2 separate regions of the Homo sapiens genome follow, and region 1 is linked to region 2. Evidence: read pairs that join two places in POLR2A ChIA-PET (ENCODE). Cell type or tissue: A673. All regions are shown on one strand. Links, peaks and the distances in the headings refer to the core of each region. The heading gives the core; the rest is flanking DNA.

What was found. ChIA-PET counts read pairs that join two places held together with the same protein. Peaks named below come from ENCODE experiments on the same cell type or tissue, not always from the same donor. Only the 100,000 strongest peaks of a DNase experiment are listed, where the experiment ranks them.
Region 1: POLR2A ChIA-PET joins it to region 2 with 5 read pairs; 2 of 35 experiments call an interaction of 5 or more read pairs at or near these places.

Annotation. Positions count from the first base shown.
Region 1 is chr21:44,737,436-44,744,547 of GRCh38, forward strand. No RefSeq gene overlaps it. Among named protein-coding and RNA genes, the nearest start is that of TSPEAR, 29 kb to the left of the region's middle. In A673, for the core only: CTCF peaks have their summits at 5,196 (motif pointing left) and 5,398; a DNase peak (open chromatin) is centred at 5,156; H3K27ac peaks cover 1,040 bases.
Region 2 is chr21:44,919,297-44,927,267 of GRCh38, forward strand. ITGB2-AS1 (ITGB2 antisense RNA 1) reads left to right here and starts at 1,739. Exons shown (of 3, transcript NR_038316.1): 1 at 1,739-2,031; 2 at 7,572-7,708. ITGB2 (integrin subunit beta 2) reads right to left here and starts at 1,603. Exons shown (of 16, transcript NM_000211.5): 1 at 1,525-1,603. RefSeq lists a silencer at 194-253 and enhancers at 6,712-7,601, 7,602-7,971, 7,834-7,971. In A673, for the core only: no CTCF peak of the experiment used is centred there; DNase peaks (open chromatin) are centred at 5,505, 6,005 and 6,325; H3K4me3 peaks cover 622 bases; H3K27ac peaks cover 2,500 bases.

The DNA.
Region 1 (7,112 bases), core at 4,152-6,651, 180 kb before region 2:
ATGATGCTTGGATAAAAATAACACATTTTAAAGGCTGGACAGACAGAGCTGAAGGAGGATGAGATGTGGATGTGAGGGAGGAGAGCAGGCATGGGGAGCCCTCTTCCCTTACACACCACTGCTTGGCCAAACAGCAGGCAGAACAAAGGATAGGGATAGCCTGCCACTGCGTGGACTCTGGTTTTTCTCCCACTGGTCAAAAATGCAGCGTGAAGAGTGATTTGGGGGAAAATGAATTTAAAAGGTGTCATATTCCAAAGCATTTTGAGTAATAGAGGAAGTTTCTTCCAAATGGATGAGGGAAATAAATGATTTCCCCCAAATTGTCTCCCCTCTCAGCCCAGCCCTCATCCATTAAACAGGCAGCCTGCTTCTTCTAACAGCCCACTTGAACAGTGGAGTTTGAATCCAAAGATGGAGGAAGAACCTCAGAGCATGGAAGACAAGAGACTCAGCCTGGGCGTGGCAGGGAGGGCTTCCTGAAAGACAGGGTGCATAAGACAGGTTTTGAAGAAGGGGTTTTGGGGTGGAAAAACAAGGGGGACAGGAGTTTCAGGCAGAGAACATGCTGGTGGATGCCAGAGCATCCAAAAAGGAGAGTGCAGGAGATTCTCAATCAAGATATGCTCGCAAAGGAGCCGACATTCACCAGAAAGCTCATTAGAGGCCTTAAGAGCTCACCACAAACTGTCATGAAGGCAGAACCAGAACCAAATGTTTTCTTTGTTTATGAAAGGCAACATGGCTCTTATGCACCTGGTGGAATGTACAAGTCATGTTTATTTGGGGGCAATCTCTCAGTATTTAAAATGGCAATACCTCTGACCCAGTGATTCCTGTTTGGGACTTTTTTTTTATATATACAGATTTACCTCCACATACATATAACAACATGAGAACCAAAATATTATGGCAGTGCTGTTTAAGAACAGAAGATGGAAACAAATTGGCTGTCAATACAGAGGGGACTGAGTAAAGGTTGGGATGCCAATTCAAGGGACACTATGCAGCCACTCAAATGAAGACGATACATCTGGACATTTTCCATGACACAAGATCCCAGATAGATCATTAAGAGAAGCAAAGATGGCAAACAACCATCTTTCGAAGGATGTATGAATCCAGCAGCTGGCAGAAATGGATTGGAGGAAGTCATCATCACTCTATGCAACTCTAAATCATGTTCCCGCATCGCTACTCAAAATACTCAATCTGAGTCAAGGCCTTGGTCTGGCAAGCACCAGCTAATTGGGCTCTCTGTCCTTCCTGCAGAGACCTCTGAGCAGCAGCTGCCTGGTGTCCTCCACAGGGGTCAGCCTCTGACCTGGGAAACCCTGACGAGCCTTACCTTTCCACTCAGCACACATGAAATCAAGAGGAATACACCATGTTTCCAAGCTTTCTCCTGTCCTGGAGCCAGGAGCCCCAAGTCCCCTGAATGGCATAGGCCCCAAGGCCAGCCAGGCAGCTGTTAGCAGGGGAAAGATGAGTGGGTGCTGGACAGGCCAAAACCATATACATCCCCACAGAGGCAGTGGCAATAATCCCAGTGAGAGAGGAGCAAGAAAGGAGGGACAACTATACCAGACTTAAGAGATGCAAGGGGAGTGAATCGATAGCAACCTTAGAAAAAAGGTCTTCAACCAGGGGCTAGCCCCACTCTCTCAAGGGCATGCAGTCCTCAGAGGATCCAGGCCCAAGAGCTTTAAGAGACATATTATTTTCTTGAAATGTAAAGTGAAAAGTTGGCATTAAAAAAGGGATGTTGAGGCCGCAATAGGGTGCTCTGAAGGTAGAGTGGGTACAGTGGCTGTTATCCTTAACTGCTCCTTTTCTAGCCCCTGCACTTGCCAAAAAACACATTTCTCCTGGGGCAGTCCTGTTCAAGCAATGACAATGTAGGAAGAAAGCAAAGATGGCAGTGTAGATCCCAAGTCCATGTAGGAGACACCTGGGACAAGCTTCAGTGTCCCTCCCTCTGTCCATCCACCTGCCCAGCCATCCATTTATGCATCTATTGCTCCTAGACCTAGGGTATCATGTTACCCAAACAGCATGCTGTGAAATGCCGCTCTGCATCCTCTCTGTTCTGGGCCATGAGAGCTCCACTTCTGCCCCTGCACCTCAGCCCCAAGGTCAGTTGTATATTTGTAGCATCTCAAGGAGGAGGAAGTGGGAAGTTTCACATTTCCTTCTGATGGACCAGTAATAAATCTTTAAGGAAAAGGACACACATCAGAACTCCCTCTCCCTCTCTTTCTTCCTCTCCCCCATCTCTCAGAGCCCAGCTGCCATGTAAAAAAGTCCAGGCTATCCTGCTGGACAGGCCATATGGTACAGAACTAAAGCACAAACTGACTGCCAGCCCTGTGAGGAAGCTTTCTTAAAAGTGACACTCCTTTTAAACACTGCAGATGATGCATCCCCAGCCAACATCTAACTGCAACCTCATAAGATGTTCTGAACAAGAACCACCAACTAAGCTTCTAGTCCCTGACTCCTAGAAACTGTGTGGCATAATACATTTGGCTGTTTTAAGCTACTGTTTGGGGACAGTTTGTTACACAGCAGTAGACTGTAGTGCATACTATAAATCCAGAGTCACTTTGCATTTGGACACAAGTCTTTCTTCTTGCTGCCCAGCTGCTATGTTTCCACTTGTCCATTCGGTCCTATCAGTCCTGACTTGACTTAGATCACATGAACAACAACACAATGCCAATTCTAGCTTAAATAAGACATTTAGCACAGTTTTCAAAATACTCATCCTAAGCTCCAGACTTATTAATGGCCAAGACATTATTATCTCTTTGCTTTTTAATTTCTGCAGGGCTCAGTTTCATTCTATCACAAAATGATGACAGATGCAGGAGGCAGGTAAGTGAGGGTCCCCACAGAATCTCCAGCCCACCCCACAAGTGTTTATATCAGATACTTTTGTGTAGATGAGGGAACCTGCCCAGAGTCTTGTCTGCACATGCTTGCAACGGACTGGGGGCCCCCCTGTGCACTGGGAGAATGGGGTGGAGGCATGGGAAGTGCATGCCTTGTGCAGCGGGGAGGAGCCTGGCCTCTTCGGCTTGTATGTGGTGGCCTGGAATTCAATCTGTGAGGTGCGACCCTGTTGGCAGGACCTCATTTTATTTTTGCCAAGAGCTTTCTTTTAATAAATCTCACCTTTCAACATGTCCACGTGCCTAATTTTTTCCTGGTAATGGGACAAGAACCCAGGTTTTAGCTGAGCTAAGGAGTAAAAATCCTGCATCATTTTGGTGGCCCATACAGGGACACGAGCAAAGGTGAGTAAATGCGGACCAAAACATCTTTTTCCCTTTTGTTTTTGAGCCTATTTGTCCTCAGACTTCTTCTGAAGGTAAAGGAAACAGGCCCCCACCCTTGCCACTCCCAGGGGTCAAGAATGTCGGCCTCGGTCCGACCCAGACTTTCTATGGCATTTTCCTTCATTGTTTGGGACAGATGGGCAAGCGGCAACTCCCCGCCCGCCTGGCCTCCCCTCCCAGCTGGGGCTGGGGTGCATAGCTCAAAGGCTGCATGTGGCAGGCTGGCCAGCATTCCCCACCATATGTCCATGGTGTCTCCTCATTCCATGACTGAGGAGTCCAGCTCCATTCAAGCCCTAGGGAAGAAACAGCAGTAAGTTTCTCTCCCTGTTGGAGGAAACTATTTGTATAAGAATAAGAGGTTCTTTCCCAAGGCATCTTTCCAACCCTGCACTTTAAGCTTTTTTTCTTTTCTCCACCAGGTCAGGAGTTAACTTTTAAGTGAGAGGGTTTTTTTCCCCCTTTTAGAAAGCACTTTAGTAGGCCAGAACCCTAGCTATCACTGTTTTTCTCTGTAAAGTTTTAATTATGAAAAAGGATTTGTAGGCCAGCTGCAGTGGCTCACATCTGTAATCCCTGCACTTTGGGAGGTCGAGGTGGGTGGATCACCTAAGGTCAGGAGTTCAAGACCAGCCTGGCCAACATGATGAAATCCTGTCTCTACTAAAAATACAAAAAATTAGCTGGGCATGGTGGTGCGCACCTGTAATCCCAGCTACTCAGGAGGCTGAGGTAGGAAAATCACTTGAACCCAGAAGGCAGAGGTTGCAGTGAGCTAAGATTGCGCCACTGCACTCCAGCCTGGGCAACAAGAGTAAAAAACTAGGAAGGAAGGAAGGAAGGAAGGAAGGAAGGAGGGAAGGAAGGAAGGAAGGAAGGAAGGAAGGAAGGAAGGGGGAGGGAGGGAGGGAAGGAAAGAAGGAAGGAAAGAAAGAAGGAAAGAGAGAAGAGAGAGAAAGATGAGAGAGAGGAGAGACAGAAAGAAAGGAAGGAAGGAAGGAAGGAAGGAAGGAGGAGGGAGGGAGGGAGGGAAGGAAAGAAGGAAGGAAAGAAAGAAGGAAAGAGAGAAGAGAGAGAAAGATGAGAGAGAGGAGAGACAGAAAGAAAGAAAGGAAGGAAGGAAGGAAGGAAGGAAGGAAGGAAGGAAGGAAGGAAGGAAGGAAAGATTTGTGAGTTGGTCTTAAGCTACAGCCAATCTGGTGTGCTCTGCATGTCTTTCTGTATGGTCAGTAGCAAACTTTGCTGCAGGCCTCCATCTTGTTTTATGTCCTTGGGAGCATGACCTGTAGCGACATGGCAGTGCTTTGGTTTAGCCTTCACCATTTTACAATGGCGGCCCAGGTCCAATCCTGGCTTAGGGAATGAGTTCTTTCTGGTTTGATATCTACATGACCTTTGCCATTTGTTGATTCCCTTCCCCTCCACAAACTGCCTTGGATTTTCCTTTCTCTGAACCTTCAGAAAAGTTTGAAAGCCAGAAATATTGGCCGCTTGGCATGGCTAAAGCTGGGTAATGAGATTTAAAAGGATTTTATTAAAGAGCACTCAGCTTAATTAAAAGTGGATATCCAAGTTACAGGTATATTTAAAAGGCCTTTGTTTTTCTCTTCTTGGATCTTGTTTTGCTGGAAAGAGGTTTTTTCTCAGTCAACTGAATTATTTTTCTCCATTTTGCCTTGCCACTCTTAATGCACACATGAAAGATGAGAGACCTCTGATTTCCTCATGGAGCCCCAGGAATTAGAGGCAGATGGATCCCTCTCAAAATCTGTTTTTGTCTCCCAGCTATATTTGCTTATGAGAGCCTGGAAACTGCATGTTTTCCTAGTCTTGCTCTTAAAGGGCTCCACCCAGAGGCCAACAATCCAATTATGAAAAATATTATAGCTACTGAATCTTCTTCTGCCTGTGTAGTTATATATGTGTTGTGTGTGTGATGTCTATTAAAAAAGAGCTCTAATTAATTGACTTAAGGAAGGATAAGCACTTGGATCAAATATTTTTTAAAGGTAAGATAAAAGCTGTGGTACCTTTTAGCTCACGTGACTTTAGTTTATGGCTTTTCCATAAATTGAGCATTGAAATAAAAGCCCAAAAGGGTTCTCTTAAGACACTAATCTGCTATCTAGCAAAATTTGTAAAGGGTTATAAAAAGTTTTTGCTTCTTAAAAAAATGTCTGAGTCATCATTTTGGTGAAATAAATAACTTATGGAAATCTGGAATTCTATTTCATAACATCAACTCTTTAAACTTCTAACATATTTGACAGGCTTCCCAAAATCAAATTCCTGTTTCAAAAATTGTCTTTCCTGATCCCTGGCTTTTGGATGCCACAGAGGGCCCCTGGAGCACCCAGAAGAGAGGTAAACAGGATTACCTGACACAGTTAGGTACATGGGATTACCAAAATGATCTTTAATATTCCTCAGGTTATATTTTAGGGAATAATATTAATATATGTTCCAAAGTTGTATGGGATTTCTAAAATTCTAATGTCTGAGTATATGCTATCGATCACAATTAAGGTTGTTAAGTTATTGTAAACTATGGAGATAACCAAATGTATTTGTCAGTTGTGTTTCTGACTGTAACTACCCTGGACATTTTGTTATTCATAGACAATTGTTGTCTTGTTTTGATCCTCTTCAAAGGATGGTTTATAATCAGCTACAGAACTTCACCAGGTGCTCTCAAATGCAGGTTTCTAATAATTTTGGAGATTGTGACATTAGAATAAAGGAAAAATGTACCAGACTCATGAAGAGCTGAAATGTTCACAAATAGCAAGTAAAACAAGAGTTAACTGAAAGGACTGAACTAATAGAAAACTGAAGTAATATTTTTTACTTTTGCTTGGAAAATTGCTGATCCTTTTGTTTTTAGAGTCAAGGAAACATTTTGAGCTATTTATGGCCTTTAATAACTAAGTAAGGTATACTACTGTGAACACAATTTGGAACATATTTGTCTCTCTCTCTGCCTGGCTTCTCCGGGATTTGGAAACTAGTTGTAAGTATTCTTAACTTATGACAATATAGTTGTTTGCATCAGTGCAATAAGAATCCATTTTCTTTTGCAACAAGACACAATTGGAGAAACTGGTTGTTTTACCAAGGCTTTGACTAGAAGGGTATGCTCACCTTTAAGGAGTCAAGCTCGATTTGCAGAGCCAACAAAAGACCCTTGGGAAAACTGGCCTCATAACTGGTCTACACAGTCCCCATACAGGGTTCCTAACCTGTGGTGAGTAAAGCATGTCACTTTCTAACAGGTCCAGGAACTCCATGCTATTGGGACCTCAAGAAGAGAGTTGTTTACCCAGCTTACAAGTATTTGAGGGTACAATCTCAGCTTTAGAAAGGCCTATCTGACATTCCTTGTGAAACAGAGTTCCATCAAAGCCCATGTAAATCTAAAAGGCCCACGTTAAAATAATTATGCTTGCTGCTCTTTATGCAAATAATCAGGCCAAGTATAAGACTAAAGTCTGTTTTGCAAACAACTCAGTCCTATCATGATTTGTTTTTAAAAATGAGGACTGGAGAGAGACATTATGTTTCAAAACTTATCATACGTTTGTCATTAAACTCTAGACTCATTCGTTGTTTTTGCGTTTTGCCTACATTTTAGACTAACCCTGCTTATTCCTGTGAACCAACCAGCCATCTCCAACTGCAGCTCAGAAGGAACAAAAGGGGATGGGTAATGTAAAAATCTGGATCCATATTTAATTCTGAGCAATGATCCTGCAAATCCTGCCAGGTGATGGG
Region 2 (7,971 bases), core at 5,033-7,532:
TCCCAGCAGAGGGACTCCCCCACTCATCCCCAGAATACTGAGGGGCACGCTGGGTGCCAGGCTGGCAGGGACCCTGGGGATTCTGCTGTGAGCTGGATGGGGAAGGAGTTCCTTCCTAAAATGTGGAGTCTGGAGGCCACTCTTGGTAAAGTGCTGGCCCCCGGGGATTCTGCAGTGAGCTGGGCATGGATTCTGCAGTGAGCTGGGCTTCACTCATGGTGAAACGCTGGGGTGACGGCAGACAGCCCAGAGCTTCTAGCAGCTCATTTCTGTGAAGCCTCCAGAATCCGGCCTCAGCCCCCAAACCCGCAGGCGTTGCGCCACCGTCACGGGGAAGGCGAGTGACAGCGAGTGTCCCCTATGCCCCCACAGCTCGCTCCCAGGCTGAGCTCTCCGGCCATCCCCCCCCTTCCCCATTGCAGCCATGCCACCCCTCCTTCTCCCCACCCAGGAACTGACAGAGGAGAGGGGCCCCGGATGGACAGGGACAGCAGGGCAGAATCCCAGCTCCCAGATCCAGGGGAGGGGGGATTGGGTGTGGGGACGGTGGTGCAAGGGGTGGTGCCAGGGGTGGAGGATGCATGGGGAGGGCTGGCCCCAAGAGTGCAGTGTTGGGGGAAGGGGGCCAGGTGGGCCTGGGACCCAGGGGCGTGGCTTCAATCCCCCTCCCACCAGGACCTTGGGAATGGCCTCCAGGAGCCTGTTGTGGGGAGGCCAGGGTCACCAGCTGAACCAACTCGACCAGAATCGCACAGCGGTGCCCGCTCCCCTACAGCAAGACGTCACCCAGGGGTCCCCACGGAGGAGGCAGGGAAGCTCGAGGGTCCCAGAGGAGCATGGAGCATGTGCCACACCACACCACACTACATTACACATGTGCACCATACATGTACATACAACAGACTCCCCACATCACATGCGCACACTCGCACACCATACATGCACACACACACACCACACTACGCTATGCCACACACGTGCACCATACATGCACACCATGCCACACTACACACACGACACTACACACCACGAACCACACCACACCATATCACACACCACACACTGCGAGTCGATCTGGAGATGGAATCGCTGTAGCCAGGCGGGGCAGCATGCAGACAGGAGGGCCTAACACAGGCAGGCGCAGCAGGTTCACAGAGGAGGCCCCGGGAACCTGCCTCCTGCCCAGCCCGGAGCACCAGGACCCCCCAGCCGTCCCCCTAGGGGCTTGTGGGCCCAGCCTCTTCCTGGCCTTGCCGGCCTCACAGCCCCTTGTCCTCCCATGCCGGCCCCATCCTCAGCCGCAAGCGCTCCCAGCACACCATGTGGCTCTGCTCTTGGTGGCAGGCACTTCCCCTTGCCGGGTCTCAAAGGGGACCCTGGAGCAGACGGTCTGGAGACCCCTTCCTGCCAGACACCCCTGGGCCGGGGCTATAAGCAGGGCCACCAGGGTCACTCCAGGCTGGGGCAGGAGAGTGCTTCCCTCCAAAAATCACCGTGGACATAGCGGGGCCTCTGCACACTCACCCTCGGTGTGCTGGAGTCCTCGGCGGTGCTCCTGGCTGGGCGTGGGGGCTTTGCTACCAGTCTGCCCTGGGTCACGTCTAGAAACCTCAGCTGGAGGCGCGGGTCGTAAAGTCCTGACACTTCCTGTTCCTCTCAGCTCCTCCTTGGAGGAAGTGGTGGGTTGCACCACCGTGGCCCTTCACCCCTGCCCCTCTCCGCTCTACAGCAGCTCTGATGTCAGAGAGCGGCCCCTTGAGACAGGTGGGACATGTCATTTCTCACATGAGGTCCCGGCGAGAAGGACCTGCTTCCATCAGATTCACACTTGGGAGAGGGGCCCGGCCTCCAGGAGCGCCAGGCAGAAAGGGCACCCATTAGGAAGAAGAACACAGAGGCCATGGGAGTGAAAAGTTTGATGCTGGAAAGCAACAGTAGCACATTCTGCTACAGAGCGGAATGAAAAACCCTGGGGAGCAAATTCCTGAGCCAGAGAATGGAGCGGAGGAACCAGCCAAGGAGGATAAAGAGGTGGGAACAGGCAAGAAAACCTGGGTGCGTGCACGCATTGACATCCACCTGCATGTGAGGGCGGGAGGGGACAGAACAGGGACAGCGAGGAGGAGACACTCAGGTCACAGGAGGAAGGCTGCGGATCTGGGCGGGGACGTGGATTGCGAGGCCACTGAACACCCCAGGGATGGATGGATGAGGTCCTGTTAACTAGGGACATTAGGAGGATACCACAGAACACGAAAGGGAAAATACTACAGGCTCAGAGAGAGAGAGAAGGGAGAGGAGGAGGAGGAGGAAGAGGAGGGAAAGAGATTATACCTAGAAAAAAAACCCAAATCAGACATCTTCAGAGCAAGGACTCAGACACATTACTACCCTAAACTCTGTTTTATTTATTTATTTATTTTTATGTTTTCAGTTTTTTTTGAGACAGAGTTTTGCTTTTGTCACCCAGGCTGGAGTGCAGTGGCGTGATCTCAGCTCACTGCAACCTCTGCCTCCCGGGTTCAAGCAATTCTCCTGCCTCAGCCTCCCAAGTAGCTGGGATTACAGGCACATGTACCACCACGCCTGGGTAATTTTTGTATTCTTAGTAGAGACAGGGTTTCACTATGTTGACCAGGCTGGTCTTGAACTCCTGGCTTCAAGTGATCCATCCACCTCTGCCTTCCAAAGTGCTGGGATTACTGGCGTGAGCCATGGCTCCCGGCTCCTAAACTCTGTTTTAAAGATGTCTTGCAGAAATAGACATGAAGAAATCCATGAGAAATACAAGAGCAGATGATACAAAGTTGGGCAAAGAAATAAGTAAAAATTATGATGTCATAACCTGTTGATTTAAAAAATAGTGGTAAGAATATTAACGCTGTGAAACAAAACGCCTAGAGGACTGGGTTGGGAGGGGCCAGGGAGCACATTGCCGTTCCATCCTATCTGGGGAGGAATATAGATGCTTGTCAGTGGGCATTTTGATAGAAAATATCTAAGTATATATGCTAACAATTCAAGAGTCTCCTTAAGAATAAAAATAGCATGTATATACCTGAAAAAAAATATGACAAATCTTTATTTTGGGCATGGTGGCTCAAACTTGTAATCCCAGCACTTTGGGAGGCCGAGGTGGGAGGATCACTTGAGCCCAGGAGTTCGAGACCAGCCTAGGCAACATTTGGAGACCCAGACCCTCATCTCTACAAAAAAATTTTCTAAGAATTCGCCAGGCATGGTAGCACGCGATATGGTCCAGGCTACTTGGGAGGCTGAGGTGGGAGAATTGCTTGAGCCCAAGAGGTTGAGGCTACGGTGAACCATGCTTACACCACTGCACTCCAGTCTGGGTAACTGAGAAAAAAAAAAAAAAAAAAAGGCAAATCCTTTAAAAGAAAAAAGTAAGGGAAAATAGAACAAACAAGAAAGGTAAATAAAAACCAAACAATAAAACATTGGGAATAATTTCAAACCCATCAGGAATCACAGCACCTGTGAATGGGTTACATTTTCTTGTTTTAAATCAACAAGGTCTTGCGTTGGGTTTTAGAAATAAAGAGACAAAACAAGTTCCAATGAAATGTTCTCTGTCAAGGGTATCTTCTCATTACAGACTTAGCCTAGAAAATAATGAAGAAGGACAGAAAGAGAATACCATTCTACTACACCCGCTGATGACTTAAAGTAAGCAATGACCCTCGCTGCGAACGTCACGGACGCAGCAGACGTTATGCACACACCTTTAATGAATTAGTCTTGATGAAATAACAATAGAAATCAAGAAAAATAGAAAGAACAAATGTTACTATTGAGCCTGAATCAGGTCGAACTTTTTAGATCTACAAAGAAGCATCAGGAGGGTGTGTTAGATGACATCGTAGGGATGCAATTAGCAAAATCCAGGCTGAAGAAACCCTCACAAGGCAAACAGCACAGTACAAGAGGAGAGACGAAGGGAGAGAGACCCTTTAGATTAAGAGATTTAATCTCTTAATAGAACCAATTGCAATGCATGGACCATATTTTAAAATCATTGTTAATTGTTTTAAGTGTGACAATGGTTTGTGGTTATGTTAAAAAGTCCCCATCTTTTAGAGTTACATGTTGAAATATTTGCAGATGGTGCAGTATAATGTTTCAGATTTATTTCCCAATAAAGAGGGGTGGGTTGGGTTGGGGGAGAGTCGGGAGAGGTGTTGATACAACAAGATCACCTGTGAGTTGATTATTTTTGAAGCCACTGTTGGGGACATGGGGCTTCACTAATCTATTCTCTCTACTTCTGTAGATGTGTGAAATTTTTTGTAGTAAGATTAAAAAAACATTTCAAGGAAGTGTAAAGTTATTATTTCGCGGGTATAAAGTTCCCGTTTTGCAAGATGAAATGGTTTTGGAGAAGTTGGTGGTGATGGTTGCACAGTACTAAGTGTCCTTAATGCCACGGAAATGCATAACTTCAAATGGTTAAAATGGTGAATTTATGTTATGTATATTTTATCACAATTAAAAAGTAAAAAGTGTAAGAAAGGCTCTCTATCAGATAAACTGTTAAAAGAGAACACTGAAGGCTGAAAATAAAGAAACGGAAAATACACGTATGTGCTAGAAAATACTAACGAAGATATCGTGTAACATCAAAAAGATAGAAATCAAAGCAAAATGCATCAAATGGACAAAGGAAGATGTAGCCAATGAGAGTCAGAATCCACAGACAGTTCAGCAGCCATAATCCTTTGTGTGCCGAACTTCAAAATATATAAAACAAAGACTGACAAATATATAAGCAAACTGACACAGCCCCAAACAGCAAATATCTCTAACAGATCTCTCTCAGAAATAAACACATCAGGCCAGTCGCGGTGGCTCACACCTGCAATCCCAGCACTTTGGGAGGCTGATGTGAGCGGATCACCTGAGGTTAGGAGTTCAAGACCAGCCTGGCCAACATGGCAAAACCCTGTCTCTACTAAAAATACAAAAATTAGCTGGGCATGGTGGCGCATGCCTGTAATCCCAGCTACTTGGGAGGCTGAGGCAGGAGAATCACTCAAACCTAGGAGGCAGAGGTTGCAGTGAGCCGAGATTGTGCCACTGCATTCCAGCCTGGGTGATGAGAAGGAAACTCTTACTCAAAAACAAAAACAACAACAAACAAACAAGAAAAAATCAAATAGAAATGCAAATTTGGCAGGTAGAGAATTTGAGGAACGTAACCATTCGTCTCCAACTTAAACACAATTATGTTACAAAGTGGGACAATGATAAACACATAATTACTAGACCACAAGGGAAATAACCACATATTCTAAAGCACAAAGACCATAAGGAGGCCAAATTCACGGACACAATTGAATGAAATTAGATGCTGTCCAAAGGATGGCATGAAAGAAAAAAAACAGCACTCCTGAAAAGTGGACCCAAATATAGCCTAGATCACATACATCCATGGTGCCACACTCACGCTACGGGGTAATGAATAAGAGCCCTTGAAGTGCTGCTCTGAAGCCTCGTGACCCACAGATCCGTAACACTGAGATTCTTCTGAAAAGCAAAATGTAGAAGGAGGCATTGAAGAATAACATGCACCTCGTCCCTGCAGACCCACACACCCCTAGAGCAGGACAGTGGTTACCCCTGAAGACAGAGAAGGCTACGGGCCTGGGAGATGGAAGCAGAGGGCTTCAAAGTTCTATTGTAGAGTTTTCTTTACTAAAAAGGAAGAAAAAGTTCTGGGCAAGTCAGGCAACATGTTAAGATTTGGTAAGATGAGAGGTAGCTGTTTGGGGATTGGTACTAGTGCTCTCCATGCTGTTCTGTATTCTTAAAATAGTTTATATCTTTTTTTTTTTTTTAAAGGAGCTAGGAGGAAGTGACTGCAAATGAGCAGAAGGATCTTTCAGGGGGTGGAAATGCTCTGAAATTAGATTGTGGTGATGATTGCACAATTCCGTAAATTTTCTTTTTGTTGCTGTTGTTTCTTTCTTTCTTTTTTTAATAGAGACTAGGTCTCGCTACGTTGCCAAGGCTATGGTGAGCCAAGATCACACCACTGCACTCCAGCCTGGGTGACAGAGTAAGATCCTGTCAGAAAGAAAGAAAGGAAGAAGGAAGGGAGGGAGGGAGGGAAGGAAGGAAGGAAGGAAGGAAGGAAGGAAGGAAGGAAGGAAGGAAGGAAGGAAGGAAAAAGAAAAGAAAAAATAAAAACTGAACTCACATGAGAACCACAGCCCACAAGAGGCAGGTCTGGACTTGTGGTCTAACCCTAACCAGACTGACTGCTAGCAAAACAAAAAGATCATTGTTGTCCAGAGGATTTTAGTAGAATCCAGAGTCTTATTAAATAATATTCAAAATGTCCATGATACAACCCAAAAGTACTCAAACAGCAACAAAGAAAACCTTGAGAACTTGTAAGAGAAAAGATAACTAATAGATGCCAACTCCGAGATAATCCCAATGCTGAAATGATCACACGGAGCATTAAAACAGCTGTTAGAGGCCGGGCGCGGGGGCTCACGCCTGTAATCCCAGCACTTTTGGAGGCCGAGGCGGGTGGATCACGAGGTCAGGAGTTCGAGACCATCCTGGCTAACATGGTGAAACCTCGTCTCTACTAAAAATACAACAACAACAAAAATAAATCAATAAAAATAAAATTAGCTGGGCATGGTGGCGGGTGCCTGTAGTCCCAGCTACTTGGGAGGCTGAGGCAGGAAAATGGTGTGAACCTGGGAGGCGGAGCTTGCAGTGAGCCAAGATCGTGCCACTGCACTCCAGCCTGGACAACAGAGCGAGACTCCGTCTCAAAAAATATATATACAATAAATAAATAAATTAATTAATTAATTAAATAAAGGCTGGTGGAGGGAGTGAAGGGGAGGGGCTAGGGACCGTGGGGCTTCCCAGAGCCGTGACCTTGCTATGGGGGGACCCAGACCTCCATTCCGGGGACTCACTCAGCACTCATCTTACTATCCCCCATCTGATGTGCCTGTTGCACAAGGCTGGAAGTCAGAGGCTGTGCACGTTTTTCTTTGTGGAGACAAGTGAGTAATTGGTGCGTTTAGTGTAAAAATATCAGGTGTGGCTGCACGGAGTGAAAAATCACAGGCTCCACGGAGCCGGGAGGCCTGCTGCCCTGCCCTCTTGCTTTGATGAGGAAATGGCGACCGCAGAAGGAAATGTAGCAGCACCGGCAACCGGCATCCGTGGGGCCACGCCGGGCTGCTTCCCAGGGCCCTCCAGCCAAGCAGCCACAGGAAAGAGTAGATGTTGATCCCAAGCTAGGACTGAGGAGTCCGTCCCTAAGAGCCGAGGGAGTCAGGTGGGCGAAACTGGCCGCATGTCTGGGTACAACTGCTCAGGGTTTCTCATCTGCTGAATCACCAAGCTAGGTTCTGAAGCCAGGCGTGAGTGAGCAGGACTGGAGCAGGATTCTGGGAACAATCTTTTCCCTCCAGTCAGCCCAGAAATTCCATTTGCAGTCACTTTCACTTATGTATTCCAGAAAACTACCTGCTGTCATCAGGGGTTGGTTGGTTGAGCCTTTCCCTGTGCTTGCCTGGCAGACCTGCGTGCTCTGAGGCTGCCCGACCCTGAGCTCCAGAACAGACCATCGAGTTCAGGAGACAAGCATGTCAGCCATGACACAAGGCAGATGAGAGGGACCCCCAGCGTCCACACGTGGAGGCAGCGGGGGCAGCCGGTGAGCATAGATGGGGAAGGAGATTCAGAGCCTGAGGGCTGCTCTCCTGCCCTCCCATCCTGGACACTGGCCTGGGCCCCCCAGCTTCCCTTCGCCCAGCTTCCACCCCCATAACACACAACCCCAGAGCTTGGGAAGGAGGTCTCTCTGTGACAGGTGGGATTCTGGAAGTTTCCACGGAGGAGACCCCATAGGAGCAGGGTTTGAAGGTCAAGAAAGATGCTAAGGATGGAGAGGGCCAGTGGGGAGAGGGTGGTTCCAGG